Linked DNA regions of Homo sapiens: region 1 is linked to region 2. Evidence: read pairs that join two places in POLR2A ChIA-PET (ENCODE). Cell type or tissue: Caco-2. All regions are shown on one strand. Each heading gives the region's core, and the rest is flanking DNA. Links, peaks and the distances in the headings are about the cores only.

Region 1 (16,186 bases), core at 3,361-11,360, 370 kb before region 2:
CGGTGGATTACTGCTGAAAGGAAGGATAATTCTGAACCTCTTCACCAGGCTCTGTCCAATCTTGATGGTGTATCAAGAGCCCAGAATGTGCCCAGGTGCAGTGGCTCATGTCTGTACTCTCAGCACTTTGGGAGGCCAAGTTGGGTGGATCACCTGAGACCAGGAGTTTGAGACAAGCCTGGGCAACATGGAGAAAGCCCATCTCTGAAAATCGTACAAAAATTAGCTGGGTGTGATGGTGCACACCTGTAGTGCCAGCTACTAGGGAGGCTGAGGCAGGGAGGATGGCTTGAGTGGCTTGAACCCGGGAGGCGGAGGTTGCAGTGAGCTGTGAGCATGCCACTGCACTCCAGCCTGGGTGACAGAGAAAGACCATGTATTAAAAAAAAAGAAGAAAGAAAGCAAGCCCAAAATATAGCAACTCTGCTGTGAACAATAACAAAAGATGGTCCCCTTAGCCAAGATACCAGATACCAGTATCCTCAGGGCCCACCCATAGAGAGCTGAGCACATCTGGTGGTCCCTTTAGCAGGAGTCGGTAGCATCTGTGACTTCACTTGCAGTCAGTTTTGGCAAGAGATTCACCCCAGTGAGTCAGGGCAGAAGAAGAAAATGGCAGACATCCCATGCTTAGAAGGACTGGATACCCTTGGGTACTCCTGGAACTATTTGGCAGGAATTTGGTGGACACTGAGGCATTATAGGGACAAAGCCCGAGAAAATGTTATTTGAGAACCTTATTGTAATTCTATTTTATATAAAGAAAGAGAAGAGTCAACACACTCAGACGGGTACTAATGAGATATTCATATGTGTCAGCTTTGTGGAAAGGGGTGAGGTTCCAGACACACTCCCCCAAAATTTGGCACCTTGGCATTTGAGAAAACAGCAGAAGCAGGAGGGGCTTTCTGTCCTTCCCCTTCCCCTTCTCCCCTGAAGCAGATTGTAAAAATGTGTTCTGACTTTCCTCTAAAGTAGGTCATAAAATCTTCATTCCAGAAGTGCCCACCCTATACCCACAGGAAAAGAATATCCTTATCTCTGAAGACACAGGGACACAGAGATGAAACTGAGCAGACAGGCCTTGGTAAATTCCCCCAGCTCATTCTCATGAGACCATGCCCTTTTGTCCTCCAATCATATTGCTGCACAACTGTCCAGAACAATAAACAGTTCTCCTGTTTTTTTGGAGAGTCTTCATTTCTGAAGGCTCCCATGTCACATAAAACTTATATTAAATAAATTTGTGTGCTTTTCTCTTGTTAATCTGTCTTTCATTATAGGGGTCTCAGCCACTATCCTAGCAACGATAAGAAAGAATACCTTTTACTTTAGTTCCCATCCTAATTGAGATGGTCATAGCAATAGTGAGTACTGAGTGAGGGCATGGGACTCCGTACAAAATAGTCTTTTGTGTTAGAGAAAGTCCACTGGACTACTGGAGACAGGACCTGAATCATAGTCCCATCCCTGCCATAAAGGCATTGAGGGAGCATGAATGAAGTCACTCACCTTCTGGGGTTCTCAGCTCCTCGCCTCTCAAGCGAGGGATTGTTCTGGACGATTTCTAAGACCGTGTCTAGCCATCTGACTCAATATTTTCTCATGTATCTGTGAAAATGCTTTGAAGCATCTAAGTAATATATAATAACAGAATTATTATTACATTAGAATATGACAGGATAATGTCTCTTTCAAGTTAAGAGCAACATTTACAAGCTGATTAGCCATTTGTTTTGGCAGTTTGGTGGCTGTTTATTCTTTTTTATTATTATTATACTTTAAGTTCTAGGGTACATGTGCACAACATGCAGGTTTGTTACATATGTATACATGTGCCATGTTGGTGTGCTGCACCCATTAACTCGTCACTTACATTAGGTATATCTCCTAATGCTATCCCTTCCCCCTCCCCCCAAACGTTCAGAATTACTCCAAGAGGTCCCATAGCATTGCACACATATTTCTATTATCATATTATACTGGAATTATTGGTGTCTCTTTGTTTATGTGTTTCTCTCTGCCAGGAGATTGTGGGCAGGTCCAAGATAGATAAAGCACTGAATTTTACTTATCTTTGAATCACCAAAACCAAACAGTCTTGAACATAGAAGATTCTCAAAAAATGTTTGCTTAATGAACACAGTTAATAGTTATTCAGGGCCAGGCGCGGTGGCTCACACCTGGAATCCCAGCACTTTGGGATGCTGAGGCGGGCAGATCATCTGAGGTCAGGAGTTCAAGGCCAGCCTGGCCAACATGGCGAAACCCCATCCCCACTAATTAGCCGAGCGTGGTGGCACACACCTGTAATCCCAGCTATTCAGGATGCTGAGGCAGGAGAATCACTTGAACCTGGGAGGCAGAGGTTGCAGTGAGCTGAGATCGTGCCACTGTATTCCAGCCTGGGCAACAGAGCAAGGCTCGGTCTCAAAAAAAAAAAAAAAAAAAGGTAGTTATTCAGTGCCTTGCTGATGTTGAAAATGGCCCATGAGACAGAATGTCCCTGCCTTGAATAAATAGATGAACTGGTTTAATGCTATGCTTTACTTTTGTTAAAAAAAAAAAAATACAAGTTAAATTGCCAGGTACAGTGGCTAGCACTTTGGGAGGCCGAGGCGGGCAGATCACCTGAGGTTGGAAGTTCGAGACCAGCCTGACCAACATGGAGAAACCCCGTCTCTACTAAAAATAAAAATTAGCTGGGCGTGGTGGCACATGCCTGTAGTCTCAGCTACTCAGGAGGCTGAGGCAGGAGAATCACTTGAACCTGGGAGGTGGAGGTTGCCACGAGCCGAGATCACACCATTGCACTCCAGCCTGGGCAACACAGCAAGACTCCATCTCAAAAAACAAAAAAACAAAAAAAAAAGAAAAGAAAGAAAATGTACAAGTTAAATTAAAAGTTCAGTTCTTTGGACACACACAGAGCCATTTACTTTCTCACTTGCCTGTAGTCCTTCTATTTACATCCACAAGTTCCCAGCTAAGATTGCTGGGGGTGCAGTGGTTCTACCGACTGACTGCTTGAGTTACTTGTTATCAACTTTCTGACCATAAAATATGTTTTAACCACCTGTGATGCTTCCTGAAATACCCTGCTTGATGTTTCTGGGGTAGATTACATCAACCCGTGGGCTGAAAATACCAGGGCTTATTTGGCTGGCATGGGAGACAGTGTTCTTTGAGGCTTCCAACAATTGCTGCACTCGCCCCACTTACAACAGTGTTGGTTCATGAGTATTATATTAAAAATACTTCTTTCTTCTAAGCTGAATCATCCATCTATTTTCTATTTTGTTAAAACAGAAAGCTAGTTTTCAAGGTGGGAGAAACAATTGGTTATGAAATAAGAACCAAACCCTGCGAATTTTTTTGCTGGAGAAAAAAACAAATACTTTAAAGTAATACCAAATACTTCAAAGTAACATCAGACTTAGTCTGAATTTTCATAATGGTTTTTAGTTTTAAATACAAATGCAGAACAATAATTTATGGAGAAGTATGTTTATCAAAACATTATTTATTACATCAACCCTTGAAAACAAGCCATACGTCACATAACAAGGGTTAGGTAAATAAATATTAAGATATTTATACAGCTAAATCTTATGGGAATATAAGAAACATGTTTTTGAATGACTTTTTAAGAAAAAAAGAGAAAATGATGACACTATAATACCAGGTAAAAATGCTAGGTAGATCATGTATTTATGGTTATACTAATAGTATCCATAATATTATATGAATATGTATTTATACTATGCAAATATTTCTGGCAGGATGATCAGTTAAGATGTTAATGTTTGCCAATTCCCCCCTGAAAAGTGTATTTTCTCTCTCTCTCTGTTCCTCTGTGTTCCAAAACCTAGCCCGTATTTGTTTTCTAGTGTGATCCTTAAACCACCTGCAGGAGAGAATCACCTGGTGTTAGCTAAATGCAGACGCCTGGCTCCCATTCCAAAACTGCTAAAACAGAAGGAGGAGGGAAATCCACTTTATCTCCAAGCTCCCAGGGTAATTTTTGTGCTCACTCAAAGTCAAGAACCTCTGGCCTAAGTTCTTACCCCAGGAAACAGTTTCATTGTGATTCAAGTGCAAGGCCAAAGAAGACCTCACCCAAGCCTTCAGAGAGTTAATTAGCTCTTTGCAGGAGCTAAGCTGGTAGGGAAGGGGATGAGGGGCTGGTGCTTGGACTTGTGGAGATGCCCAACCACAAGGACAAAGACTCCTGGACGAAGGAATGTGAGCTCTCCAAGAGGAGACAGAACCTGTCCCTCCTGCAGGCAGCGCTCCGGATGTGGGATAGCTATGGGATGCCTGCGAAGGCCGTTTACCCTGCAGCCCTGGGGTCAGCAACAATGGTCCCAGCCTGCAGTACGACTGGTAAACAGAATCAAGAATCACTGAGCAGCGTCTCTTGTAGTTTATCCAAAACAGAACTGCCTGGCAGATGGCAGAAGGCTTGCTCCTGAAGGCAGCATTGAGGAGCAGAAAGAACGAGGAGAACCACTGTGGCTATAGCCATGGACTAAGGAGTCAAGCACACCCCCCACAACTGTTTGGGGAACACTTAAATAAGTGAGCCAGTGGAATGGGGAAGGAAGCCCTAACAAAGACCAATTATGGGCAGCTTGCCAATCCTACTTCGTTTTGATTTCATCGGGAAAACAATTGTTAATGATATTTCTTGCCATACAGTGGCTGTTGTAAAGCGAATTCTTGCCCACTGCATTTCTTTACAGATACCAGCTCTGCCATTCGCAAGTTCTGTGAATCAGAGCAGGTTTCTGAACCTTAAGCTTCAGTTTCTTCATGTGTGAAATGAGGATAATAAGGATTCCTATTCATTGCATTGTTATGAGAATTAAATGAGTTAACATTTTCAAAATGTTTGGCACAGTGTCCATCACCAAGAAAGAGCTCAATAAAAATAGCTATTGTTATATAAACACACACACAGATATGCCTTCCTAGGTATTCCCTAATTCCTGCAGAGATGCATACCACACTCTAAAGGACAACGAGACCCTTAACCTCACTCCACAAGCAGCAAATCTGAGGCCTTCTTGGGTGAGACCCTCTGGTTTTTTAGCACTTCCACTCTGCTGGAACCCTGCCCTGAATCCTCATCCCCAGGTTGGGGTCACCACTACCCCACTCCACCAGTCCATGCCAGCTCCCTCCTCTAGAGATCCGGAACCGGTCCACTTCCCAGTAGTCATGAGCTGATATTTTGTTCCCATATGACTGATTTCCAAGTTAAGTGTTTCCCAAAGTGGAAGATGCTACCTTTGATGGTATCTGACATGACTTCAAAAGGTGTTTGAACATACCATTCAATAACACTGAATCACATAGAGAAATGGTGATTCCATTTTCAGGGTTCTTTCAATCCCTTTTGATTGTCAAGGAAAAAGCCTCCTTTTGGGGGCCAGCACAGCTCTACCACTTCCTTGCTAACTTGTTAATTATCCTTTTGAATGAAATGAAAACAAGACTCAGGTTCAGAGCCTTTAAAGGGAATAGTATCTGGCTACCATCAATAACATAACACTGTATTATTTTTACTGTCTTTTTTTATAGTAACCCTATATTTATAGGAGTGGTATAGTATCTTTACTAAATGAATGCAGTCAGTTAGTAAAAATGACCTGAATTTTTAAAATTAAGTAAGAGGAGTACAGGAGGTGGTATATGATCTTTGCCAGGGACATGGTAAAAATTTTTACAGATGAATTATGGACATTTGGCAAAGACCACCCAGACAGGAAGTGCTGCCTTCGAGGTGGAGAGAAAGTAGCACGTTCTGAGTTGAGCACTTTAAATTTATCATCTCATTTCAACTTTACAACACAAGGAGATACATACCTTTACCTTTGTATTCCATAGATAACTAAGGCTCAGAGAGGTTAAGTCACTTGCCAAGGTCACACAGCTAGTAAGTTCAAGAGTCAGGATTCAAACTCACCTGCTATACCAAACTGCCTCTGCTACACCCTAACTGCATCTCCCACTGCCAGATAGGTATCTCACTGGAAAGTAACACCAGCTTGAGGAAAAGTTAAATGTGCCCATGAGTCTATTGGTCCTATTGGGAAGCCAACTTAGAGCCCAGCCTTGGCATCCTGACTTCCTCTATTCTCTCTCTTTCCTATTTTTTATTTTTGTTTATTTATTTTTCTGAGACAGGGTCTCACTCCACCACCCAGGCTGGAGTGCAGTGGCACGATCTCAGTTCACTGCAACCTCCACCTCCCAGGTTCAAGTGATTCTCTTGCCTCAGCCTCCCAAGCAGCTGGGATTACAGGTGTGAGCCACCATGCCCAGCTAATTTTCGTATTTTTTTTTTTTTTTTTAGTAGAGACAGGGTTTCACCATGTTGGCCAGGCTGGTCTCAAACTCCTGGCCTCAAGTGATCCCCTTGCCTCGGGCTACCTTAGTGCTGGGATTACAGACATGAGCCACCGTGCTCAGCTTCTCTTTTTAAAGTCACTTTCTTTTTTAAAATATTTTTTTCTTTTTCTTATTTTTTAAAAATTTTTTTATAGAGACAGGGTCTCACTGTGTTTCCCAGGCTGGTCTCAAACTCCTGGGCTCAAGCGATTCTCCTACCTCGGCCTCCCAAAGTGCTGGGACTACAGGAGTGAGCCACCGTGGCCAGCCAGCTTCCTTTATTCTCTACCAGAACATCCCTCTACAATTCCACTTTACCTTGCCATTAAATACACCCAACAAAGAGCACTTACTGTAAGCAACAACTGAACATATCCCTGTATGATGACGCAGGAACACGTGTGCCCTAAGTAAATGCTAAGACTGACAGAATTAAACAGTGAATCTTAGCAAACTTGAGTCCTGTCAAGTTACCTAATGATGGGACTCACATGGGGGCCAGTGACTCTAGCAGGAGCACACAGGGACTTTAGTGGGAAGGCAGCAGACATAGGTAGGAAGGAAGGTAGGGCCAGGTTGGAAAGGAGCTTCAGTAACAACAGAGGGCCGGCTAATTGACACCTAAAACTTGAAAAGTGAAGCCCACAGAGATAGATTTGGGGTAAGCCCAAGGAAGAAAGAGAGCAAGTTTTCTGGAGAGTTTTCATTCTTGCTTTTGTTTTTCCTGAGAAGCAATATTTCTTTGGAAAGAAAAGTCAGAGCTATTGAAATGGAAGCCTCTGCTGTTGCACAAATCTACCTGGAGGCTCATGGCACACAACATAGGTTTATCTAAGAGAGCATCTAGAAACAGGTCATATTTCTGATGCACTTCAATCTCCCAGAGCAAAGAAGAGATGTTATAACCTGGTGGGCATTTCAACATGCATTTTTTTTTCTCACAGTAGAGTTGATTCAAAAATAATTCTTCTGGCTGAAAGTCTAGTTTAAAAATACTGAACATCTGGGTGCAGTGGCACACGCCTATAATCCCTGCACTTTGGGAGGCTGATGCGGGAGGATCTCTAGAGGCCAGGAGTTCGAGACCAGCTTGGGCAACACAGTGAGACCTCCAACTCAAAAAAAAAAAAAAAAAAAAAAGCCCAGGCGAGGTGGCTCATGCCTGTAATCCCAGCACTTTGGGAGGCTGAGGCGGGTGGATTATGAGGTCAGGAGTTTGAGACCAGCCTAGCCAATATGGTGAAACCCTGTCTCTACTAAAAATACAAAAATTAGCTGGGTGTGGTGGTGGGCACCTGTAATTCCAGCTACTCAGGAGGCTGAGGCAGAAGAATTGCTTGAACCCGGAAGGCAGAGGTTGCAGTGAGCCGAGACTGCGCCACTGTACTCCAGCCTGGGCGACAGAGCGAGACTCCAACAAAAAAAAAAAAAAAAGGAAGAAGAAGAAGCAGCAGCAGCAGCAGCGGAGGAAGAGGAAGAGGAGGAAGAAGATGGAAGAAGAAGGAGAAGAAGAAGAGTTTAAGCCACTAAGCCAATGGCAGAATTGAGTGTGATCCTGAAGACTGCCATGGCTATCATCAAATGAGTCATCAAAGAGAAGGCCACACACCCATGATCCCCTTCTCATGAGGTTGACAAACTCTGCCTGCTGACACTTCTAGCTTTTAAATTCTGAGACTAGCAAGGAAGGAAGTTCTGGGAATGAGCCCTTCACTCCATTCCACTGGCACTGCCTTAGCACAGCTCTCACCTCAGTTCCCTGACACCATCAGCCCCCGCCTCATGGCCTAAACTCTCTTAGCGGCTTCGAAACTACTGCCGTTGATTTGGCCATACAGGACCCTTGCTGAATGACACCCTGCCCACCTCTCCAACTTCATTTTCTCCTTTTCTGGTCGTCCCTCCCTAGGGGTGTGGCCTTACTTCACTGTCTTCATCAATGGCAGGCATTGATTCCTCCAACACTTCAGGGGCACCTACTGCCTGGAGGGCCTATGCCAGGCGCTGGGAGCACCCAGGAGAATAAAACAAGCTCCTGCCCTCATGTCCCGTACAGTCCAGTGAACAGATATTTTAATAAGCCTAAGAACAGTAGACTTTCTATAAAGAAAGGGCTCTCTCTTCACACATAAGATATTCTCTAGCTTCTGGTTCGTTTGAACCTTTGGAGGCATATCAAAACCAGTAAAAACTCAAAGCTGGCATGAAACTGAGGAGATGCATTGCTCCAATAGGGGACACTGGCTGGAAATTTGATCTCTTCCTAAAAGACTCAAGAAACTTTGTGGATACAGATGTAGGAGTTACCGAGGTTAAGGGAGGCTGGGAGATGGGCAGGCTAGAAGGGATGATATCAAGGAGGATCCAGGATCATTCCCCAACACACCCCAGATGCAAGTCTGAGAGCAGCTGGCAGGCTAGAAAAACCACCTCTTTATGTCTCAATTTGCCTCTGCTCTGACTTTAGCCTTTCTTGAAACTACCCTGCCCTTTGCTGCAGTCTAGCCTTGCAATAACCCAGCCGTGGAAATTCCCTGTCCTCTAGGATTGCCTGCCATCTGTACTCTCCGCAGCTTAGACCGAACTACTTACCACCTCCTGCTTGGTTCGGGACCCCGGTCCCTGCTGCCCAGTTACGGCTCCACCTCATAGACTGTCAGTCTACAGCTCTCCCAGCCTCTGGAAACCTCCCCATCATTTCTCACTGGGGAAATTATCAGTAGTGGCCTCACAGATTATCTTGCAGTCCCATCTAGTTACCCGAAATAATAATTTTTGTTTAAATTCACCTCACTGTGTTCCAATTCCTATCTCCATCTCCTAATTATCCTGCCATAGACTCAGCCCCCGGGTGTCATTGGCCCTGTGGTTCTCTCCTGCCTGGACACTCACAAGCCCCACTCCAACAGATCCCTGCTCTATAATTAGTCCCCCTCCATCTCCCCATTCTCTTCCCCAATTCAGCTTAGGCAAATTATAAACTTTGTAATTAGAAAAGGGTAATGTGTTGCCAGGAATGCAAACATATTTAGTGCTAAAGCCTAGTGTTTTGTGCAGTTCTGGGCTCTGCTCCAAATCCTGGAGTAACGAAGAAAGATAAGGGGAAAGGAAGAAAACCTTTAATGAACTTGTAGTTTATGTCAGGAGCTTCTCACTCACGATCTCATTTAATTCTTTCAAAGACCTGAGAATTTGGGTTTAGGTAACAGGAGCTGAGAAAGGCCAAGAGATTTGCCCAACGTCATACCCCTGGAGAGAGGCAGAGCTAGATTCAAACCCAGGTCTCTACCTGGCTGTCTCTGCAGTCATATCTGGGCTTCCCCATATATTACAGAATATCACATATTATCTCAGTCTGGCACCTGACAAGCTCAGCTAATAGTGTGATGAAATTCCTCAACATGCCTTTTCAACTGTTTGGCTTTCCTATTCAAATTACTCCTACATATTTGGCAAGGAAAGATTCCAAATAATGTCAACACTCGAAAACTCTGCTTAAGCCATCAAAACTAGTACTGCCAGCCAGGCGCAGTGGCTCACACCTCTAATCCCAGCACTTTGGGAGGCCGAGGTGGGGGCATCACCTGAGGTCAGGAGTTCAAGACCAGCCTGGCCAGCATGCTGAAACCCTGTCTCTACTAAAAATACAAAAATTAGCTGGGCATGGTGGCACATGCCTCTAATCCCAGCTAGTTGGGAGGCTGAGGCAGGAGGATCACTTGAACCTGGGAGGCAGAGGTTGCAGTGAACTGAGATCATGCCACTGCACTCCAGCCTGGGCAACAGAGCAAGACTCTGTCTCAAAAAAAAAAAAAAAAAAAAAAAAACAAAAAACAGTACTGCCACAGTCACTCATTGTAACTGATGGCTAACTGGCAAGCAACTTGAGGACAGAGTCTATCTCTGACTCTTCTGTCACCTATGTAGCAGGAAGCAGGACCTGGCACTGACAGGTACATAATAAATAAATTATTACCAAAGAAAAAGAAGAAGATTGCATTCCTGCACAACTGAAGCCAAGAATAGTGGAAACCCACGTAATCCATTGTGGCATCATTTAAACTGTCCGTGGATACTGAAATGAACTCCAACACTGTTATGTTTTGGAGTCCTGAATGGAGCAGAAGAAGGAGATGAGTGTGAGTGAGCCACCCAGCTGGGTGACAGGGAGAAGATCATTTTTTTAAAAGATGCATCTTCATTGCCCTCCTATTGCTAAATTGCTTTCTTACATAGAGGGTTGTCATATACAAGGAGGGGGAAAGATGAATTTTTGAGAAGACCTGGCAGGAATATTGTTGTAGGCTCTTCAATAGCTACTAGACTCATCCTAGAAACAGATGGCACATCACTGCAACATGCTGCATGAAGGACAATTCCTGCATCAGGCATCATCCAGGGTCCACCCCCAGAGCTGCCTGCTGCTGTCATCCGGAGTCTTGAAACCAAATACATGATGTTTTCTGTGTTCCATGAATATGAAACTGTCATTAGCAAAATGATCTTTAGCAACTTTCACCTCTGAAATCAACTAACATCATGTTGTTTTATTTTCAAGGGTGGGGGGAAAACACTTTTCTCTTCATCATAAATCACAAAGCAATGATTCCCCGAGAGATATAAGAAAAAAGAGGTTATCTGCAAGCTGTTGTGCATATAAATAGAGGTATAGACACACCAGTTTTTGCAAAATGCAGAGGGCTTAGTGGTATCTGCTGGGGAATTTGAAACCAGCTGCTCAGACACCGCTAGGTTTCTACTACATCGTGAAAGCTCCAGCTGTTTCCACTGAGATCACAGACGCGGGTGAGACTGTCGATATTGATGGGGTGCAGAAAATGTTACCCAAAAATATGGCACCTTGGAAATTGAGAAAACAGCAGAAGTAGGAAGGCCTCTCTGCCTTCTCTGACCCCCTTCTCCCCTGAAGTGGGCCACAGACACTAGAATTCCACTTGCCCCTTCTTCCCTGATGCAGGCGATAAAACCTGGGAAAGTCACTCTCTGACCTTCTTCCTCACTTCTCCCCTGAAGGCCCTCCTGTGACAGGTATCCTGCCCTATACCTGAGAGGGAGAATTGTCACATAGGTTGTCAAGAAGAAACTGAACAGGCCTTGTTAAGTTCCTCCCCAGTTTATTACCAATAGAGCATGCTCTTTTGCCCTCCAATCATACTTCTGCATGACTGTCCATAAAAATACACAGATTCCCTTGTTTCTCTGGGTCATGATTTCTGAAGGTTCCTGTGTCACATAAAACTTACGTTAAATAAGTTGGTATGCTTTTATTTTGTTATTCTGTCTTTGGTTATGGGGTGTCAGCCATGAACCTTGTGATAGGTGAGGAAAAGAAATTATTTTTCTTCCCTACAACATCAAGCTGACCAAACAGACTTGGTGGATATTGCCCCCGATAAATTGACCCTTGGTATGCCGGCGAACAAATTGTTTCCTTGGTGGGGACCACACAGACCACACACACAGGCCTTTTTCAGGTATAGGAATTAGAAAGAGTCCTTCCTGAGCCAGTTTTTTGCTCTTAACACAGAATGCCTACCACAAAGGTATTCTTCAGTCCCACCTTTTTAGATATCCGACAGAAAAAAAACATTGTTTTAAGACCAGGCACAGTGACTCACACCTGTAATCCCAGCACTTTGGGAGGCCAAGGTAAGAGGATCGCTTGAACTCAGAAGTTCAAGATCAACCTGAGCAACATGGTGAGACCCCGTCTCTCAAAAAAAAAAAAAAAAAAAGCCAGGCATAATGGCGTGTGCCTGTAGTCCCAGCTATTTGGGAGGCTGAGGAGGGAGGATCACTGGAGCCCGGGAAGACTGCAGTGAGAGCTAGGATCTCATGCTTCTGCACTCCAGCCTGGGTGACTCAAAAAAAAAATTTTTTTAAAGGAAATTGCTCACAATCCCATTTCACATCTTTCATCTTGCCCTCAGTCTCAACCAAAACTCTCCCTTCTCACTCTCTCAAGCCTCTCTGGAAAATGCATATACTTAGGGTTGCATCAATCTGCTTTTCTATTTGGGATGATGTGTCCAAATAAAAGATCCTAACATCGAACATCAGCCTTCAAACTTCTCTGTTGATCAGGGGACACATTTCCCCTCCTAAACACCTGAAATTTAAATATGCTCTTTTATGTCATATAATATAATCAAGTCAAGGGAAAACATAACAGGTACTAGGTCGAACATTTATATCCTATGAGTATACCAGCTAACAAACCAGAAGATAACTCCATTATCCTTTTAATGGACACCCACCCCAAACCCCACTCATTCAAAACATTTTTATGACTATTAGCTTCCAAGCAGGCATTGCCCACAACCTCCCCAGATGGATGGGCTTCCTCAAATCCCAAGCAAACTGCAAGTTTTTAATCTGATTCTAATCCAAAGAAATTCCTGAAGAGGTTTCTGACTTTTACTGAACTGAAATTCAAAATAGAAACCACAGTCAGGCCTCTGAAGAGCAGCCCCATGTGGATGAGCACATCACCCATGTATGACAATGCCATACACATGGCTGTATACATGGAGAACCTGCTGGAAGGGGGAGCTTCCTTAACTAAATACAGTAGTCATCGGCTGGGCACGGTGGCTCACGCCTGTAATCCCAGCACTTTGGGAGGCCAAGGCAGGTGGATCACTTGAGCCCAGGAGTTCAAGAACAGCCTGGGCTACACAAAGAGAACCTGTATCTGAAAAAAAAAAAAAAAAAAAAAAGCCAGGCATGGTGGCATGTGCCTGTAGTCCCAGCTACTCAGAAGGGTGAGGCAGGAGGATTGCTTGAGCCCAGGATTTCAAGGCAGCAGTGAGCTAGGATTGCACCACTGTACTCCAGCCAGGGCAACAGAGGAAGACCCTGTCTCAAAAACAAACAACCACCCACAACCACCACCACCACAACAACAAAAACAGTAGTTGTTTCTGGTGTAAAAAGATATTAAAATTTCAGGACCTCCCATATGTATCATGCCAAGGGGAAAAGTTAAGCCCTGGAAACTGACTCACCTAACACAGCTGTTTTTCTCCTCCAGTGCGTGACTGCTGCTTTCTGACCTTTGGGTTGAGATTTTATACATTAACTGAACTCTCTATTCTTTATTCAAACCTAGACTAAATGATATTGGAGATAGACACCCTTCTGATTTTTGACTCTTTGCAATAAAATGTTAAGCAATCCCTTTAGAGTATAACCAATAGTAGCCAATCAAATCTTACATCTACATTAGACTTTGTATGAAAATGTTGTTATCCTGGGCAGGGCGTGGTGGCTCACACCTGTAATCCAAGCACTTTGGGAGGCCGAGGTGGGTGGATCACTTGATATCAAGAGTTCGAGACCAGTCTGGCCAACATGATGAAACCCCATCTCTACTAAAAATACAAATATTAGCCGGGCATGGTGGTGCACACCTGTAATCCCAGCTACTCAGGTGGCTGAGGCAGGAAAATCACTTGAACTCAGGAGGCAGAGGCTGCAGTGTACCGAGATCACCACTGTACTCCAGCCTGGGCAACAGAGTGAGACCCTGTGTTTAAAAAAAAAAAAAAGAAATGTTATCCTATTCAGCACCTCCATTTTTGCCTAGATAAATGGTCCTCATTTTTCCCCACACTGGGAGCACTGATCACCATTCTTTGGTGTAGCTCTGCTTCCCTGATGTCGGCCCTCACACTTCACGCTTGAATAAACTCTTTTAACTGGATCCTGAGCTTTTTGGTTATTTTAGGTTGACACTAGAGAAAGGAATCACGTGCATTTTACCAAGTCAACAAAGCTTTCTAGAAGAAAATGAGACAAAAGAGGAAAAACAGCAGCAGAAATAAGGATGGATAAACTTCTTTCTAAATAACAGTGAGTCTGTAATCTTTTAACACATGCTTATTTCAGAAAACAAAAACAGCAGCTCAGGCTTCAGCATCAGATCAACCTGGATTTGAATGCAAGCAAAGACCTCATGCAAGTTAGGTCTTTCAACCTGTTTTCTACGCTCTCTCAGTCTCAGTTTTCCCATCTGTAAAAATTAGCTCACAAGGTGGTGGTAAGAAATAGAAGAAAGTACGTGGGCCAGGTGCATTGGCTCACACCTGTAATCCCAGCACTTTGGGAGGCGAGGTGAGCGGATTACTTGGCCCAGGAGGTTGAGACCAGTCTGGACAACATAGCAAGACTTCATCTCTACAAAAAATTTAAAAATTAGCCGGGCATGGTGACTCATGTCTGTAGTCTCAGCTACTCAGGAGGCTGAGGTGGGAGGATCACTTGAGCCCAGGAGGTTCAAGGCTACAGTGAGCTGTGACCGAGCCACTATGCTCTAGTATAGACAACAGAATGAGATTCTGTCTCAAAAAAAAAAAAAAAAAAGAAGAAGAAGAAGAAAAGAAATAAGTGGCCAGATAAGCACTGGTGGATGTGTGTAAATCTCAAAAAAAAACTACCTACTATTATCAACTCTCAACTCATTACAAATGTGGGTTAAATTTTATTCTAAACAAAGAAATAAAGGCATCATCTTCATGTGCTATCTAGTAGAAGTTCCTACACTGCCTATTACAGTAGCACTAGCCGCAGTTGGCTATTGACAACTTGAAATGTGACTAGTGCAACCAAGGAACTGAGTTAAATTTTAATTAATTTGGATTTGTAAAATAAAACTGTAAATTAAGACCCCAAGCTCTCCAGACCAGATAGACTCCCTGTGGCTAACAGAGATGCTCTAAATTTAAAAGCGAACCGGGTGGACATAGCAGGGTCAGAGGGAGCAGTCCCGCACGCCCTACCAGAGCCAGGGTAAACTGCAGTTGGAAGCCTCCCATCCCCAGCCCACTAGCAGTTTGAAAGAAATATCTGACAGAGACTTCTCTTTTGGGGCCTGGAAACCACCCAACCAGGGCTCAATTATTTCGACTGATCAGAACTGAACAAGTTTGAATCCTTCATTTGCATAAATGGACCTGATTGAGAACCTAGGCAAGAAGGTTTCCTATTTAAGCCAGATTTTCTCCCTTTGGTCTTCTGAAAGCACTTTAACTTGTACTAAAGGCTGTGCAGAGAGAGAGAGGGAGAGAGGGGGAGAGGGGAGGAGAGAGAGAGAGACAGTAGCTCTCCCTTCCTCCACAGATCTCATGGTCTTTTGTTTACAGATTTAACACGCAGGAACTTGACAAAAGTCCCCCGTTTGTTAGGACAGACCTCACACTGGACTCCAGGTCTCCATATTCCAGAGCTTTTTCTACTGTACCCTCCATTCTTCTCAAAGAAAATGCCCAGATGAAGGAATCCAGATTATTTTTATTTTCACTCGAAGCAGATGAAACCCAAGCTAAACCGTAACAAGATTGCCACATTTAGAAAACTTTAAAATAGAAACTTAATAGTGTTTGAATAAAGATATAAAGGCATTTCATCACAAAGGCTTAAGCTGTTAACTTTTACAGTTATTTGCATTTAAATAGAACATTCTTGATGCTTTTTAAAATGCTTCAATACATAACAGGATTCTAATGGTAGGATTCCAGGTGGAGAGGGAATCCCTGCCTTTTCATTTCAACGGTACCAGGCTCATGCCTGCTGACCTCGACTGTTCCAAAGGCTTGCCCCATTTGGTTCTGAATCACCTTGACCACAGGGGATGGCATAGAACCTGTGGACACCTCAGGGGTGACTATGCAGTTGGACAGCCAGGCCAGGCCCCTACCTGGGGAAGTCCTCAAGGAGAAAGGCTTGTAGCTCAAGTCCAATCCTAAATCTTTACAGGAAAGCAAAGACT
Region 2 (16,186 bases), core at 2,984-10,983:
ATTGGGCTCAGCCTGGGTCTGCTCTGTACATCCACCTGGGGGTCCTTGGCCTGGAGCTCTGTCTGCCCTGCCAGAACCTCTGGGCTGAATGGGAAGGAGGGAGGAGGGAGGCATGGTAGAAACCAGTCTTTTTTTTTTTTTTTTTTTTTTTTTTTTTGAGACAGTCTTGCTCTGTTGCCCCGGCTGGAGTGCAGTGGTGCGATCTTGGCTCATTGCAAAGTCTACCTCCCAGGTTCAAGCTATTCTCCTGCCTCAGCCTCCCGAGTAGCTGGGATTACAGGCACGCGCCACCACACCCGACTAATCTTTTTGTATTTTTAGTAGAGACAGGGATTAGCCGTGTTGCCCAGGCTGGTCTGGAACTCCTGGGCTCAAGTGATCCTCCTGCTTCAGCCTCCCAAAGTGCTGAGATTACAGGCATGAGCCACTGCGCCTGGCTAAAACCAATCTTTATTAAGCACCTACTTCATGCCAAGCCCTGGGCTAGCTTGTTCTCTTAAGGCCTCACACCTGGTCCAAGAATTCTGACCACTTGCCGGCTGCAAGGATTTGGGTTAGTGACTTCACCTCCTACGTGTTATATCCTCTTCATCCCCTGCCTCATCTTCCTCACCTGGCCTTATGGCTTTGCCAGTCAAGCGAGATGACACAAGAAAGGCATTTACTCCATAAATGCAGCTGGTGCCTTTATAAAGAATCATGCTATGGCTGGCGTTTATGAAGCACACACGATACCAGGCACGATGCTGAGTGTCTTCCTCACAGTAACTCCATGAATCCATCGTCTCTGGTCCATTAAAAAAATTGTTTTATAGTCAGATAAGGAAAACATGGAAACATTGCATTCTCCCTCCTGGGGTACTTTAATATATTAAAGGCTGTTAGCCTGGGCACAGTGGCTCACGCCTGTAATCCCGGCACTTTGGGAGGATGAGGCAGGAGGATCGCTTGAACCCAGGAGTTCGAGACTAGCCTGTGCAACATAGAGAGACCCTGTCTCAACAAAAAATACAAAAATTAGCCAGGCATGGTGGCGTGTGTCTGTGGTCCCAGCTACTCGGGAGGCTGAGGTGGGAGGATTGCTTGTGCCCAGGAGTTTGAGACCAGCTTGGGCAACATAGTGAGATCTTGTCTCTTAAAAGAATTTTTTAAAAATTAGCTGGGTGTGGTGGTGCACACCTGTAGTCGCAGCTACTCAGGAGCCTGAAGCAGGAGGATGGCTCGAGCCCAGGAGTTCGAGGCTGCAGTGAGCTGTGATTGTGCCACTGCACTCCAGCCTGGGCAACAGAGCAAGACTCTTTACTATATATTACAAGGACTCAGGAGTCCTATGGTTAAAAGGAAATAAAAGCAAAACCCACCTGTTTGTGTTTAGCCATCATTTCCCATGTTTGTTTGCTTCCTGAGCTTCATTTCTGAGGAGCCCTTATTAAGATTGAGATTGAAGCCTGTCTGTGTTCACAGGTACACATGCAGACCTTCAACAGCTGTCTCGTCAGTCTTTTACGGGTTTATGGGGGCCCTGTGGACCACTTTGGCTTAGGACCCTGTATTGTTCATTTTTTCTCTCATTCATTCATTCATTCATTCAACCACGTGTCCCTTGATTCTCAAAGGCACAGTGAGAGGTGGGTAAGACACAGCTTCTGTTTTAAGGATCTCATAGATCAGGCCAGGCACAGTGGCTCACACCTGTAATCCCAGCACTTTGGGAGGCCGAGGCAGGCAAATTGCTTGAGCCCAGGAGTTCGAGACCAGCCTGGGTAACAAAGCAAGACCTTGTCTTGACAACTTAAAAATTAGCTGGGCATGGTGGCATACACTTGTAGTCCCAGCTACTGGGGAGGCTAAAGATCCCTTGAGCCCAGGAGTTTGAGGCTGTAGTGAGCTATGACTGTGCCACTGCACTCCAGCCTGGGTGACACAGTGAGACTCTGTCTTAAAAAAAAAAAAAATCTCATAGATCTGATGAGGGAGACGGAACAGTGTGATCAGAAATTCAAGGCACTGAGGGAGCCCAGGGGCTGGCACTTAACCCAGTCTTGGGCATCAGGGATGGCTTCCTGGAGGAGGTGTGGGTTAAGTTGGCCAGGTGAAGGACATCAGTGGTCAGAGTTGTACATATTTGTACATCTTTGAAAACAGTTGTACATCTTTGAAAAACTGTGCATTATCTAGACTCTCCAGGACCTCCCTTGGATTATCTGACTCCATTCTATGAAGACTACTTACAACTCTTTAACTTGTAGGTTAGTGATAGCAATGCAAAATTTTGCTTCTCTACAGACCTGCAGATTCCAAACTCCAGTAGGAGACCAGTTGACTCTCCCCTCCCTAGCTTTGCCCCCATTTGCGTGTTTTTGTTGTTGTTGTTGTTGTTTTTTGAGATGGAGTTTTGCTTTTGTTGCCTAGGCTGGAATGCAATAGTGCAATCTTGGCTCACTGCAACCTCCACCTCCCAGGCTCAAGCGATTCTCCTGCCTCAGCCTACTGAGTAGCTGGGATTACAGGCATGTGCCACCATGCCCAGCTAATTTTTTTTTTTTTTTTTTTTTTTTTGGTGGAGACGGGGTTTTACCATGTTGGCCAGGCTGGTCTCGAACTCCTGACCTCAGGTGATCCACCCACCTCGGCCTCCCAAAGTGCTGGAATTACAGGCATGAGCCGCTGTGCCCAGCTCCCATTTGCATGTTCTTTTCCATATTCCTGATTATTAAATGTGTCTGTTCTTAGGATTTCATTTGAACCAGTTGTAACATCTGCCTGGTTTCCTTAAATTGGTTTAGGAGTAGAATAAAATATTTGACACATATTCTTTTTTTAATATATGTATGGAAGGCATGATTTTGCCTCTTTTTGAAGTGTCTTTTAGAAGGACGATAGTGAGAGGCTCACCGGGCAGAAGGCACGCGTGCAGAGGCCTGGAGGCTTGCTCTTCTCGGCTGCTGAGTAGCCAGTAGCCTGACGCAAATCCTTATCAGAGCAGACCACATTTTCCAGCCCCCGTTCATGAAGGGTGGAGGGAGCTGGAGAAAAATGAAAACATGCTAGTGACCAGTGGCTAGGCACTGATGAGTCTGCACAACCAGGGATTTCAGGACTTGTGTCACCTTCCAGTTATGTTTGCATTTGAGTTAAATGCACTTCTGCGGTGGAATCCATTGCATCTGGGTCAGTGCAATTGAAGTGGTCATTGTAGGGAGCCAGCACTGGGCAGGGGCCACTGCTGTGTTTAATGAATTCACCTCGTTCACAAACACAAGCAAAACTCACCAAGAACAGAAGTGAGTTGGGACATTCACAGCCTTGGTCTGAAACCAGGGAGATTCCGCAAAAGCTTATTAGGATTGCTATTCCTAGGCACATGAGCCCTTCAGTCAATTAGCTTAAAAAATTCCTGAAGTGCATACACAAAAAAAGCAAAAGAAACTGGACTTTCCATCTAAGAATGCTGGGTAATATATGCAGCATTGGAAGGAAACTGGCTTTGGGCTCTTCCAGGCTGGCCTGGAGCATGAGGCCCAGCACGGCCTGCATTAGCCTCAGGCTCTGGCGGGAAGGATCTCACTTCTCTCCCCCGTCTTTCTTGTCCATTTTGTTGGCTGGCCTAACAGCAAAACCCCCGTTCCGTCATCCTCAAGAACAAGTCCGAGCCAGGCACGGTGGCTCACACCTGTAATTCCAGCACTTTGGGAGGCCAAGGTGGGTGGATCACCTGAGGTCAGGAGTTTGAGACTTGCCTGGCCAACATGTGAAGCCGTCTCTACTAAAAATACAAAAATTAGTCGGGCATGGTGGTGCACGCCTATAATCGCAACTACTCAGGAGGCTGAGGCAGGAGAATCATTTGAACCCAGGAGGTGGAGGTTGCAGTGAGCCGAGATTGCGCCACTGCAATCTGGGCTGGGTAACGAGTGAGACTCCGTCTCAAACAAAAGAACAGGCCCTGCGTGGGTGCCTCAGCCAGGCACCACTTTGTTCCCTGAGGCCTAGCTCCCCGTGGATGTGGTGCTGTCAGGGGAGTTCGTTGGTGTAGGAGCACGGGGCATCTATGATGTGCCAGGCACTGTGCCGGGCACTGGGGAGACAACAGTGACCTGGGCACACCCTGCTCTCATGGAGCTCACGGCTAAGGAGACAATACAGTGTGGAGGGGGCTGGGCTGAGAGGAGGCGCCCAATGGGGCATGGGCACAGAGACGCCCCAGGGGACGTCCCTGCAGTGGGGGGAGGGGGGCACAGTGGTAAAGGGAAGGAAAATGGCCATCGCGTCACAGTACCTGTTGGGACCGGTTCTGAGCTCCCATCAGATCCTCTGGAGAACTCCTAGGAATGCAGGAGGTGGAGCTGAGGGGCAGAGGCCAGAGCTGGACTCCTTTCCCTGCACTGGATGGTCAGCGGGCCCTTTCCTGAACGCCAGGCCTCTTGCAGGGCCTACGTAGGGGCTCCTACTGCGGCTTCTTCCCTGGCAGAGCCCAGCAGGAGCTCCTCGGCTCCCCTAGCTCTGCTTCCTCTTTTGATTTGCATAACAATCTGCCCAGACGAGCTTTGTACCTCTGCATCAGGGCTGGAGCCCAGCGCTGTGCTCTGCCAAAGGAGGAAAAAAAAAAAAAAGCTCTTACAATAAGAAAGCCCGACGGACGGTGGTTCCTGGGCAGGCTTCCCAGGGAATCAGCTCTGGATGACCTGCTGGCTTTGGTGTGGGTTTGGGTCAGACCCAGGTGAGGGGCCCTCTTTGAATCTTCCCCCTCCTGGCATAAGGCCCAGAGTCCTGTTCGTGGGGCCTGCTGGAGCCTGGTGCCCAGAACATTTATCCTACACACACCCACATGCCAAGGGATGTAGGATAGTGTAGTCATCACAACACTGCTTGTCTTAGCAAAAGACTAGAAATAACCTGCATGTCCAACAGTAGGGGATTGGTGATTCTGGACGTCCATACAAAGAATGACCCCATAAAAAGAATGAGGTTTGGGGCTGGGTGCAGTGGCTCATGTCTGTAATCCCAGCACTTGGGGAAGCTGAGGCAGGCAGATCACCTGAGGTCAAGAGTTTGAGACCAGCCTGGCCAACACGGAGAAACCCCATCTCTACGAAAAATACAAAAATTAGCTGGGCGTGGTGGTGCATGCCTGTAATCCCAGCTACCTGGGAGGCTGAGGCAGGAGAATCGCTTGGACCCAGGAGGCGGAGGTTGCAGTGAGCCAAGATCATGCCACTGCACTCCAGCCTGGGTAACAAAGTGAGGCTCTGTCTCAAAAAAAGAACGAGGTTCCATGGGGTGTACTCACAAAGTGGGGGGTGGGGGCATCAGTTCTTGCACCCCCATGTGGGCACTTTGCCTATTCCATGCCCCTAGAGGCTGCAACAAATGCGTCAGCTGGGGATGCCCCAAACGCCCCAGGGACTCAGCGTCCCTGCTTTCCATGGCTCTAGTCCTTGCCTGGCACTGGGGCTGAGGAGTCCGCTGACGACAATGGGCCTGCCAGTCCCCGCTCCGTGGCCACGAGTGGCCCCTTCTGCACGCCCTGCCTCCGCTCCCTCATCTGTAAGATGGGGACAATCCACCGACCTTGTATGTGTGATGAGCCCCTGGCGTACAGAGCGGCTGTGCAATAAAGGTGATTCTGACCGAAGTTTGGCCCCGTGGGAACTGTAGGGTGGGGGAGCGTGCAGAGCAGGGAGAGCAGGAACACAGTCCCAGAGATGCCCTGATAGGTCTTCAGGGAGGAGCGGGGACTCCAGTGCTTGGGCCCTACCTGTCACCTGCTATGTGTGTGTTGGGGGCCTGAGCCGCCTTCACAGCAGACAGCGCTCTGGAGGGGAAGAGTTCACCTCACAATTTCCTGAGCTGGGGAGGAGGGTGCGTCAGGCAACACCGCGGTGACAGCCCCCGCCCTCGCCCCCGCCTGCTCCGAGATTTACCCAGCCCTGCTGGCAGCGGCGGGTGACCTCAGCTCACCCACCAGTCTCAGGAAGGGGTGAGGTTGTGCTGGGGGATTGCCCTGAAGCTGCTTTTGCTGCGGTGCCTAGAGGGTATGATTTGGGGGTGCTTTCGTAGGAGCTGGTGGAGTTGGTGTGGGGTGACACTTCCCAAGGCTCTGCAGGGGCAGGGGGGCCTGAGCTGAAAGAGAAGGGGGCTGAACCGGGCGCGGTGGCTCATGCCTGCAATCCCAGCACTTTGGGAGGCCGAGGCGGGCAGATCACCTGAGGTCAGGAGTTCAAGACCAGCCTGACCAACATGGTGAAACCCCATCTCTACTAAAAATACAAAAATTAGCCGGGCGTGGTGGCACATGCCTGTAGTCCTGGCTATTTGGGAGGCTGAGGCAGGAGAAGCGCTTGAACCTGGGAGGTGGAGGTTGTAGTGAGCCGAGATTGTGCCATTGCACTCCAGCCTGGGTGACAGAGTGAGACTCCGTCTCAAAGGAAAAAAAAAGAGAGAAGGGGGCTGAGAAGGGAGGTCCCACTGGGCCTGGAGGCCTGGACCCAGCCCTGTCCAGCATCTCCCACAGTGTCTGACGGTGCCCCCATGACCCCCACAGACCCTCAACTGGCTCCACAAGGAGCCTCCGTCCTCCCAGAAAAGTTAGGTTTTTTAAATTTCCATTTAAGCTTTTTATCACATTCTTCCCTTACTGACTTGATTTCCCCCTTTCATTCCCCCTTCCTGTAAGCTCGTCTCATTGTCATTCTTTCCAACAAACCTGAAACTAAAAATAGCTAACATTTCACACGTTATCTTCTTGATTCCTATCAAGCAGCTCATGATGCCCCTATCTTTCCGATGAGGAAAGAGAGTCATCCAGGGCAAAGGACTTGGCCAAGGTCACCCAGTAGGCAGGGCCCGTGTGCCTTCCTGCCTCCCGGGTGCAAGGCCCCAAGGCTTCGCCGGCTCTGAGCCTCTGAGTCACTGGAACAAGGCAGAGCCAGGTGGTCTGGACTGTCACGGAAGCCTTCCAGAAAAGGAGGCCTCGAAGCCTAGGGGCGAGGAGGAGATTCTGGTGGAGGTAAAAGCACCTGCAAAAGCCAAGCAGTGGTCGGCTGGGTGTGGTGGCTCACGCCTGTAACTCAGCATTCTGTGAGGCCGAGGCGGCAGATCACTTGAGGTCAGGAGTTCGAGACCAGCATGGCCAACATGGTGAAGCCCCGTCTGTACTAAAATACAAAAATTAGCCAGGCATGGTGGCACACACCTATAGTCCCAGTTACTCGGAAGGCTGAGGCAGGAGAATCACTTGAACTTGGGAGGCAGAGGTTGCAGTGAGCAGAGATCGTGCCACTGCACTCCAGCCTAGGTGACAGGGTGAGACTCTGTCTCAAAAAAAAAAAAAAAATAGGCAGTGGGCAGGCCTGTGTGGCCAGAGTGAGGGCACAGTGGACGGGGCAGGAGTCAGGGCCCTGCTTAAGAGATAGGTGGGTGATGAGGGGGAGGAAGTGGATGGGGCTTACGGGGCTCACCAATGCCAACGAGGCAGGGGCTTAGGATCAGGACTGGGACAAGCATCTCTGGCAAGAGCGCCTCATGAGATAGCCTGGATGGTTGTTCCTTCCAAGAGAGCCTAAAAACCCAGGGGAACCAGCTTCCCTTTTCAGCTCTTCCCAGGGTCAGCTGCTCCGCAGGGAATCTTATCTTTAGCTGGGACCTCCAGAGACTCTGGGTCCCCACGCTGTCTTCCTGAAAACCCTGTTTACACAAGAGTGTCAATGACTCATCCAGCTTCAAATGTAGTGCTTCCCAACTCCAGCTGTTCAGAAGAATCATCCTCCGTGGATGTGTTTTATGTGTGTGTGAAGGTAAATTGTTTTCTTTTTTCTTTTTTTTTTTTTTTTTTGAGATGGAATCTTGTTCCATCACCCAGGCTGGAGTGCCATGGCATGATGTCGGCTCACTGCAACCTCCTACACCTCCTGGGTTCAAGTGATTCTCCTGCCTCAGCTTCCCAAGTAGTTGGGATTACAGGCGCCCACCACCACGCCTGGTTAATTTTTGTATTTTTAGTAGAGACAGGGTTTCCTCACGTTGGTCAGGCTGGTCTCAAACTCCTGACTTCAGGTGATCCACCTGCCTAGGCCTCCCAAAGTGCTGGGATTACAGGCAGGAGCCACCGCGCCCGGCCTTTGTTTTTATAAAAATGATATATGGCCTGGCACGGTGGCGCATGCTGTCTCTACTAAAAATGCAAAAATCAGCCAGGCATGGTGGCGCGTGCCTATAATCTCAGCTACTTGGGAGGCTGAGGCAGGAGAATTGCTTGAACCCAGGAGGCGGAGGTTACAGTGAGCCAAGATCACACCACTGCACTCCAGCCTGGGCGACAGAGTAAGAGTCCATCTCAGGAAAAGAAAAAAAAAGATGTATGCTGGCTGGGTGCAGTGGCTCACGCCTGTAATCCTAGCACTTTGGGAGACCGAGGCAGGTGGATCACTTGAGGTCAGGAGTTTGAAACCAGCCTGGCCAACATGATGAAACCCTGTCTCTACTAAAAATACACACACAAAAAAATTGTCTAGGCGTGGTGGCGTGCACCTGTAATCCCAGCTACTCAGGCACCTGAGGCAGGAGAATTGCTTGAACCTGGGAGGTGGAGGTTGCAGTGAGCCGAGATCATGCCACCACACTCCAGCCTGGGCGACAGAGAGAGACTCTGTCTCAAAAAAAAAAAAAAAAAAAGATATATGCTAACTCTCAAACAAAACAAGCAATTCAGAAAAGTACAAAGAAGGAAGTAACAAACTCCTCCCATTAGAATGATATCTTCAGGCCGGGTGCATTGGCTTGCACCTGTAATCCCAGCACTTTGGGAGGCTGAGGAGGGTGGATCATAAGGTCAGGAGTTCAAGCCCAGCCTGGCCAAGATGGTGAAACCCCGTCTCTACTAAAAATACAAAAATTAGCTGGGCGTGGTGGCGGGTGCCTGTAATCCCAGCTACTCGGGAGGCTGAGGCAGAGAATTGCTTGAACCCAGGAGGTGGAGGTTGCAATGAGCCGAGATCGTGCCACTGCACTCCAGCCTGGGCGACAGAGTGAGACTCCGTCTCAAAAAAAAAAAAAGAAAGAAAGAAAGAAAAAGAATGATATCTTCATGAAGGCAGGGGTTTCATCGGCTCTGTTCTCTGCTGCACCTAAAACTTCTGGTGCTCAGTACATGCTTACTATAGCCCGTTATTCGTGTTAACCTTGGGGAATGCCACCTACACAGAGAAGTTTGGAGAGATGAAGAGGGATAGGAAGGTTGGGGCTCAGAAAGTGATACCCCAGACTGGGGCTCTGACATGCTGAGGACTGCAAAGCTGCCTAACCTTGTCTTGTACCCTCCCTACCCCCGAGTGGAGGGAGGGACTCTTCCTGGAATTCCTTATCTGACTAAGAAAGTTTCTTTCCAAAAGAATTGCAAAACCAGGTACAGCAGCATGCACCTATAATCCCAGCTATTTAGGAGGTTGAGACTGGAGGATCACTTGAGCCCAGGAGTTTGAGACCAGACCAGGCAACATAGGGAGACTCCGATCTCAAAAAACAACAACAATAAAAGAATTGTGGTTGTCTCGGCCGGGCGCAGTGGCTCATGCCTGTAATCCCAGCACTTTGGGAGGCCGAGGCGAGTGGATCACCTGAGGTAAAGAGTGTTTGAGACAAGCCTGGCCAACATGGTGAAACCCCATCTCTACTGAAAATACAAAAAATTAGCCGAGAATGGTGGCACGTGCCTGTAGTTCCAGCTACTCGGGAGGCTGAGGCAAGAGAATTGCTTGAACCTGGGAGGCGGAGGTTGCAGTGAGCCGAGATCGCACCATTGCACTCCAGCCTGGGCAACAAGAGTGAAACTCTGTCTCAGAACGAACAAACAAACAAACAAATCCAACTTTTGTTCCTTTGCAGTTCCGCCCTCACCTTCCCATAACTTGTCCCACTCAGCTCCCAGTCATTTGCTAACCACTGTCTGAGCACTGAGCCTATTCATTTCTCCATTTTTCCTCTCCTCAACCTTCTGGCCCCTCTTTGAGTTCATATTTTGCATGTCTCATGTGCATGTAATAAGCCTGTTCTTTTTTCTCTTGTTAACTTGATTTTTGTAATAGAGGTGCCGGTCATGACCCTTTACATGGGGAGAAAAGGGATCACCCTCCTTCTGCCCCTGCAGTTCAGAGAAAGGTAAGTCCAAACAATTTTAGATTAGATTGCACCGTACCAGTTCTATTTTAAACTAAATATATTCTATTTTACTTGAGTTTAACAGAAAAAAAAAAAAAGGCAGATCAGGTGCTATGGTTCACACCTGTAATCCCAGCACTTTGGGAGAACAAGGTGAGAGGATCCCAGGAGCTTGAGACCAGCCTGGGCAACATAGTGAGACCCCTGTCTCTACAAAAAAATTTTTAAAAACTAGCTGGGTGTCAGCTGCGTGTGGTGGTTCACACCTGTAATCCCGGCACTTTGGGAGGCCGAGCCAGGCAGATCACGAGGTCGGGAGTTCGAGACCAGCCTGGCCAATATGGTGAAACCCCGTCTCCACTAAAAATACAAAAAATTAGCTGGGCATGGTGGTGCGCACCTGTAGTCCCAGCTACTCAGGAGGCTGAAGCAGAAGAATCGCTTGAACCCGGGAGGCGGAGGTTGCGGTGAGCCGAGATTGTGCCACTGGACTCCAGCCTGGGTGACAGAGCCAGACTCCATCTCGAAACAAACAAACAAACAAACAAACAAACAGACAAACTAGCTGGGTGTGGGAACATGTGCCGCCTGTAATCCTAGCTACTCAGGAGGCTGAGGCGGAAGGATCACTTAAGCCCAGAAGTTCAGAGCTGCAGTGAGCCATGATTGTGCCACTGCACTCCAATCTGGGCAACAGAGTGAGACCCTGTATCTGAAAAAAAAAAAAAAAAAAGGCAAAAAAACCCAGAAAACTTGCTGAATCTTAGATAAATATTTACTTTCCACAAGAGCTATTACTTCATAATGAATTCCTCATGGTTAAGAAAAAAGATTATGAAATTAATTAAGACATTGGAGTCTTGGGGTAAAAACTCAGATGTTTCACTTTGAGCAAGATCAGTCATTTCTTGCGATAAAAAAGGCGACCACTCCCCTCAAACATCCTCCCTCTTCCTCTTGCCCACCCCAGCTCTGATTTTGATGCTGATATTTTTACTTTGTCAAGGTTTATTTATTTTTATTTTTATTTTATTTTATTTATTTATTTTTGAGACAGAGTCTAGCTCTGTCACCCAGGCTGGAGTGCAGTGGCGTGATCTCAGCTCACTGCAACCTCTGCCTCCCAGGTTCAGTCTGGTCTCAAACTCCTGACCTCAGGTGATCCACCTGCCTTGGCCTCCCAAAGTGCTGGGATTACAGGTGTGAGCCACCACGCTCAGATTTTGTCAAGGTTTGTAACACTTTTACTTTAAAACCATAATTCTCCCAGTATTTAGTCTTTTTTTTTTTCTTTTTTGAGAAGGAGTTTCACTCTTTCTGCCTGCAACTTCTGCCTCCCGGGTTCAAGTGATTCTCTTGCTTCAGCCTCCTGAGTAGCTGAGATTACAGGCGCACGCCACCACGCCCAGCTAATTTTGTATTTTTAGTAGAGATGGGGTTTCACCATGTTGGCCAGGCTGGTCTTGAACTCCTGACCTCCAGTAATCCACCCACCTCAGCCTCCCAAAGTGCTGGAATTATAGGCGTGAGCCACCATGTCTGGCCGCCTTTTTTTTTTTTTTTTTTTTGAGATGGGGTCTTGCTCTGTCGCTCAGGCTGGAGTGCAATGGTGTGATCTCAGCTTACTCTAACCTCTGCCTCCCGGATTCAAGTGATTCTCCCTACTCAACCACCCCAGTAGCTGGGATTACAGGCACTGGCCATCATGCCTGGCTAATTTTTGTATTTTTGTACACAGAGTTTCGCCATGTTGTCCAGGCTGGTCTCAAACTCCTGAGCTCAAGTGATCCACCCATCCTGGCCTCTCAAAATGTTGGGATTACAGGCATGAGCCACCATGCCTGGCTATCAGCATTTAGCCTTATAATGAAATTGAAATAGATTCCATTCCATTCTTTTTTTTTTTTTTTTTTTTTGAAGCAGAGTTTTGCTCTTGTTGCCCAGCCTGGAGTGCAGTGGTGTGATCTTGGTTCACTGCAACCTCTGCCTCCCGGGTTCAAGTGATTCTCCTGCCTCAGCCTCCCAAGTAGCTGGAATTACAGGCATGCACCACCACGCCTGGATAATTTTTGTATTTTTATTTTTAATGTATTTATTTATTTTTGAGATGGAGTTTTGCTCTTCTTGCCCAGGCTGGAGTGCAATGGCGCGATCTCCGCTCACGGCAACCCCTGCCTCTGGGGTTCAAGCGATTCTCCTGCCTCAGCCTCCTCAGTAGCTAGGATTACAGGCATGCGCCACCACGCCCGGCTAATTTTGCATTTTTAGTAGAGAGGGGGTTTCTCCATGTTGGTCAGGCTGGTCTTGAACTCCTGACCTCAGGTGATCTGCCCGCCTCAACCTCCCAAAGTGCTGGGATTACAGGCTTAAGCCACCACACCCGGCCTTCCATTCCATTCTTTAATGACATTTTGTCCAGGTGCCTGAAGAGTTTTTTCTTTATCCTTAAAGTTCAGTAACTTGGCCGGGCGCAGTGGCACATGCCTGTAATCCTAGCACTTTGGGAGGCCGAGGCGGGCTGATCACCTGAGGTCGGGAGTTCGAAACCTGCCTGACCAACATGGAGAAACCCTGTCTCTGCTAAAAATACAAAAATAGCTGGGCATGGTGGCACATGCTTGTAATCCCAGCTACTCGGGAGGCTGAGGCAGGAGAATCGCTTGAATCGGGGAGGCAGAGGTGGTGGTGAGCTGAGATCTTGCCATTGCACTCCAGCCTGGCAACAAGAGCGAAACTCTGTCTTGAAAAAAAAAAAAAAAAAAGTTCACTAACTCAGCCAGTATGTTCCTATGTTGGTCATTGTGAATTTGCTTCCCTGGAGTAGTCATGCCCTCGCAGTCTGTAGAGTTGGTTCTTCGTTTCAGGAAGACTTTCTCTAAATAGCTTTTTGTTTCAGTTGTTGGATAATCTACTTCAGGGAGTGCAGTCACCCTGATGTTGGAAGGTCTGGGACCCATAATGGTCATTTTCTCTCTAATTGTTTTAATTTGTCTTTTTCTCTAAATTCACTGCAATTATTTCAAGTTTCTCTCCCACACTATTCCCTTGCTTTTCAGATGCATGTACTATGTTGTAACTCTGTTTTTAGATGTGTCATGGTCCTGTTTTGGTTAATGCGTTTCCTCCCCTCTGCAGTTTCTTTGCATTTCCTGATATATATATTTTTTTTGTCATCTCTCCTTTTTTTCTTTTCTTTGAGACAGAGTCTCGCTCTGTCACCAAGGCTGGAGTGCAGTGGTGCAATCTTGGCTCACTGCAACCTCTGCCTCCTGGGTTCACACCATTCTCCTGCCTCAGCCTCCTGAGTAGCTGGGATTACAGGCGCCCGCCACCACACCCGCCTAATTTTTGTATTTTTAGTAGAAACAGGGTTTCACCATGTTGGCCAGGATGGTCTCAAACTCCTGGCCTCAGGTGATCTGTCCGCCTTGGCCTCCCAAAGTGTTGGGATTACAGGCGTGAGCCACCGTGCCTGGCCTGTCATCTCTTCTTTGTGCTCTTTTCATTCAACTTTTTTTTTTTTTTTTAAGAAATGGGGCTTCACAAGGTTGCCCAGGCTGGTCTCAAACCCCTGGGCTCAAGTGATCCTCCCACTTGGCCCCCCTAGCAGGTGGGCCTGACAGGCGCGCACCACTGCACCCGGCTCGTGCTTTTTATACCTGGTTCATATTCTCATTCACTTTTGTCTAGCGCGAAGCTATCAGTTCCAAGAAAGCCACTCAGGTCCTTGGCTCTGCTGGCTTTCAGCTGTGCCCCTGTGTGATTTCCTTCCCTTTCCTGGCACTTGCGTGTAGGGAGGCGTTGCAAGTTTTTTTCATCTTGCTCGGTTAGCTAACTCCTGACGTTTTACTTGTTCTGCTACGGGAACCTTCCTGTCTTCCCCGAAGAAGGGCAGTTTTGAGGCTGCATTGTTTTCAGTTGGGTAGCCTGAGTGCGCAGAGGTGGGTGGGAAAGTCCCCCCGGCTGAGGCCACCCTGCTGGGGGCCACAGGTCTTCTCTGTCCTGTCATCCCCTAAACATCCTGTGCCCAGCCTTCTGCCCTACTCCTCACCCCAGCAGCTGAACACGATAGCCTTGGAGGTCCCTTCTCACTCTGTCACCCAGACTGGAGTGCAGTGGCAAGATCTCGGCTCACTGCAACCTCCGCCTCCTGGGTGCAAGCAATTCTCCTGCCTCAGCCTCCTGAGTAGCTGGGACCACAAGCGTACCATCACAGCCAGCTCATTTTTGTATTTTTAGTAGAGATGGGGTTTCACCATGTTTGCCAGGATGGTCTTGGATTCCTGACCTCAGGTGATCCACCCACCTTGGCCTGTTGGCTCACTCTTTTCCCAAAAATTTGTCATTGTTGTGCATGTGGTCAGGTATTGGGGTTGGGGAGTTCGCCCCTCATTCTGCCTTCTAAAGTCTGAACTCCCCTCCTCAGGAGGCTCTGCAAAATGCCAATCTCCAGGGCCTGTCCACCCCAAGAGCAGAGGTCCGTGGGTCTGGGTGGGACCTCTCCCTCCCGCCCAAGTGATGCACCTGAGCAGGCTTGGGGTTGAGAAGTGCAGACTCATCCACCAGGAGCATTTGCATTTTACTCAAATTAAAGAAATGCAGCCCTGCTTATGTAAGTCTATATGGCACTGAAATTGAACAGTCCTGGAATGTCCAAGTGGGTGGGCGGACTTGATTATCAGCTTCCAGTGAGGGTCATTCTATTGGTGAGGCCTCGAGGCACAGAGAGGCGAAGTGACTTGCCCAAGGTCACCCAGCATGTCGGCAACAGGCAGGTTTGAAGAACTGGAAATGGTGACTCCAGACCTGGGGGCTGGGATCAGGGTGGCCCACTTCAGGGAGCAGGAAGGTCTTAAAAATTTAATTTTAATTTTTTTTTTTTTAAGACGGAGTCTTGCTCTGTCGCCCAGGCTGGAGTGCAGTGGCGCAATCTCAGCTCACTGCAACCTCCACCTTCTGGGTTCAAGTGATTCTCCTGCCTCAGTTTCCCAAGTAGCTGGGACTACAGGCATGTGCCACAACACCCTGCTAATTTTTTCTATTTTTAGTAGAGAAAGGGTTTCACCATGTTAGCAAGAATGTTCTCGATCCCCTGACCTCGTGATCTGCCCACCTCGGCCTCCCAAAGTGCTGAGATTATAGGCATAAGCCACTGCACCAGGCTAAATTTTAATATTTTTTTTTGAGACAGAGTTCACTCTGTCCCCCAGGCTGGAGTGCAGTGGCATGATCTCGGTTTGCTGCAACCTCCACTTCCTGGGTTCAAGCAATTCGCGTGCCTCAGCCTCTCGAGTAGCTGGGACTACAGGCATGTACCACCACGCTCGGCTAATTTTGTATTTTTAGTAGAGATAAGGTTTCACCATGTTGGCCAGGCTGGTCTCTAACTCCTGATCTCTAGTGATCCGCCGGCCTCGGCCTCCCCAAGTGCTGGGATTATAGGCGCGAGCCGCCGCACCTGGCCAGGAAAGTCTTTTAGTATGAGGAACCCATTATCATTTCCGGGCCTCACAGAAGAAATGGTTGTGGCCTTCCCATGGGAACTTTTGATCTTGAACCTCACGGAGGGAGAATGGCCAGACCAACGGCTCACTGCCACTCCCAGCCCTCCCAGGAGCAGTGACCTCTCCACCTCCCCTCGTCCCCGCCCCGCCCCCATCCACGCACGGTCCAGGCAGCAGTGTCCCAGCAGAGCTGAGCCCAGTGGTGAGTGTGGGCCGGGCAGCGGGTGGAGAGGTCCAGGTAAGGAAGCAGTATCAGAAAAGGTGGGGAGACTGGGATTAGGTCGGGTCAGGCCTTTCTGGGAGGATCCCACATCCATCCGGGGAAGAAGCTACAGGCTACTTGGGCCATGACTAGCAGCAAAGCTTGGCCCTCTGACCGGGACCCTGGAGGGCAGTTGGGCCAGGATGTCCTGCTGGGGCGCCCTGGGTGTCATCAACCCCTGGCGCTGTTCTCATCTTGCCCCACTTTGCAGTGATCTGGAGGGGCCAGCCTGGTGAACATCAGGCAGATCCTCATTCGTTTCATG

Evidence for each region. Peaks named below come from ENCODE experiments on the same cell type or tissue, not always from the same donor. Only the 100,000 strongest peaks of a DNase experiment are listed, where the experiment ranks them.
Region 1: POLR2A ChIA-PET joins it to region 2 with 14 read pairs; 2 of 35 experiments call an interaction of 5 or more read pairs at or near these places.

Annotation. Positions count from the first base shown.
Region 1 is chr15:91,203,152-91,219,337 of GRCh38, reverse strand. All of the region lies in intron 1 of SV2B (synaptic vesicle glycoprotein 2B), which reads right to left. Among named protein-coding and RNA genes, the nearest start is that of SV2B, 110 kb to the right of the region's middle. In Caco-2, for the core only: no CTCF peak of the experiment used is centred there; no DNase peak of the experiment used is centred there.
Region 2 is chr15:90,827,994-90,844,179 of GRCh38, reverse strand. LOC105370969 (a long non-coding RNA gene) reads right to left here and starts at 4,454. Exons shown (of 3, transcript XR_932610.3): 1 at 4,280-4,454; 2 at 2,896-3,026. RefSeq lists enhancers at 2,867-3,161, 3,187-3,841, 14,001-14,090. In Caco-2, for the core only: no CTCF peak of the experiment used is centred there; a DNase peak (open chromatin) is centred at 7,648.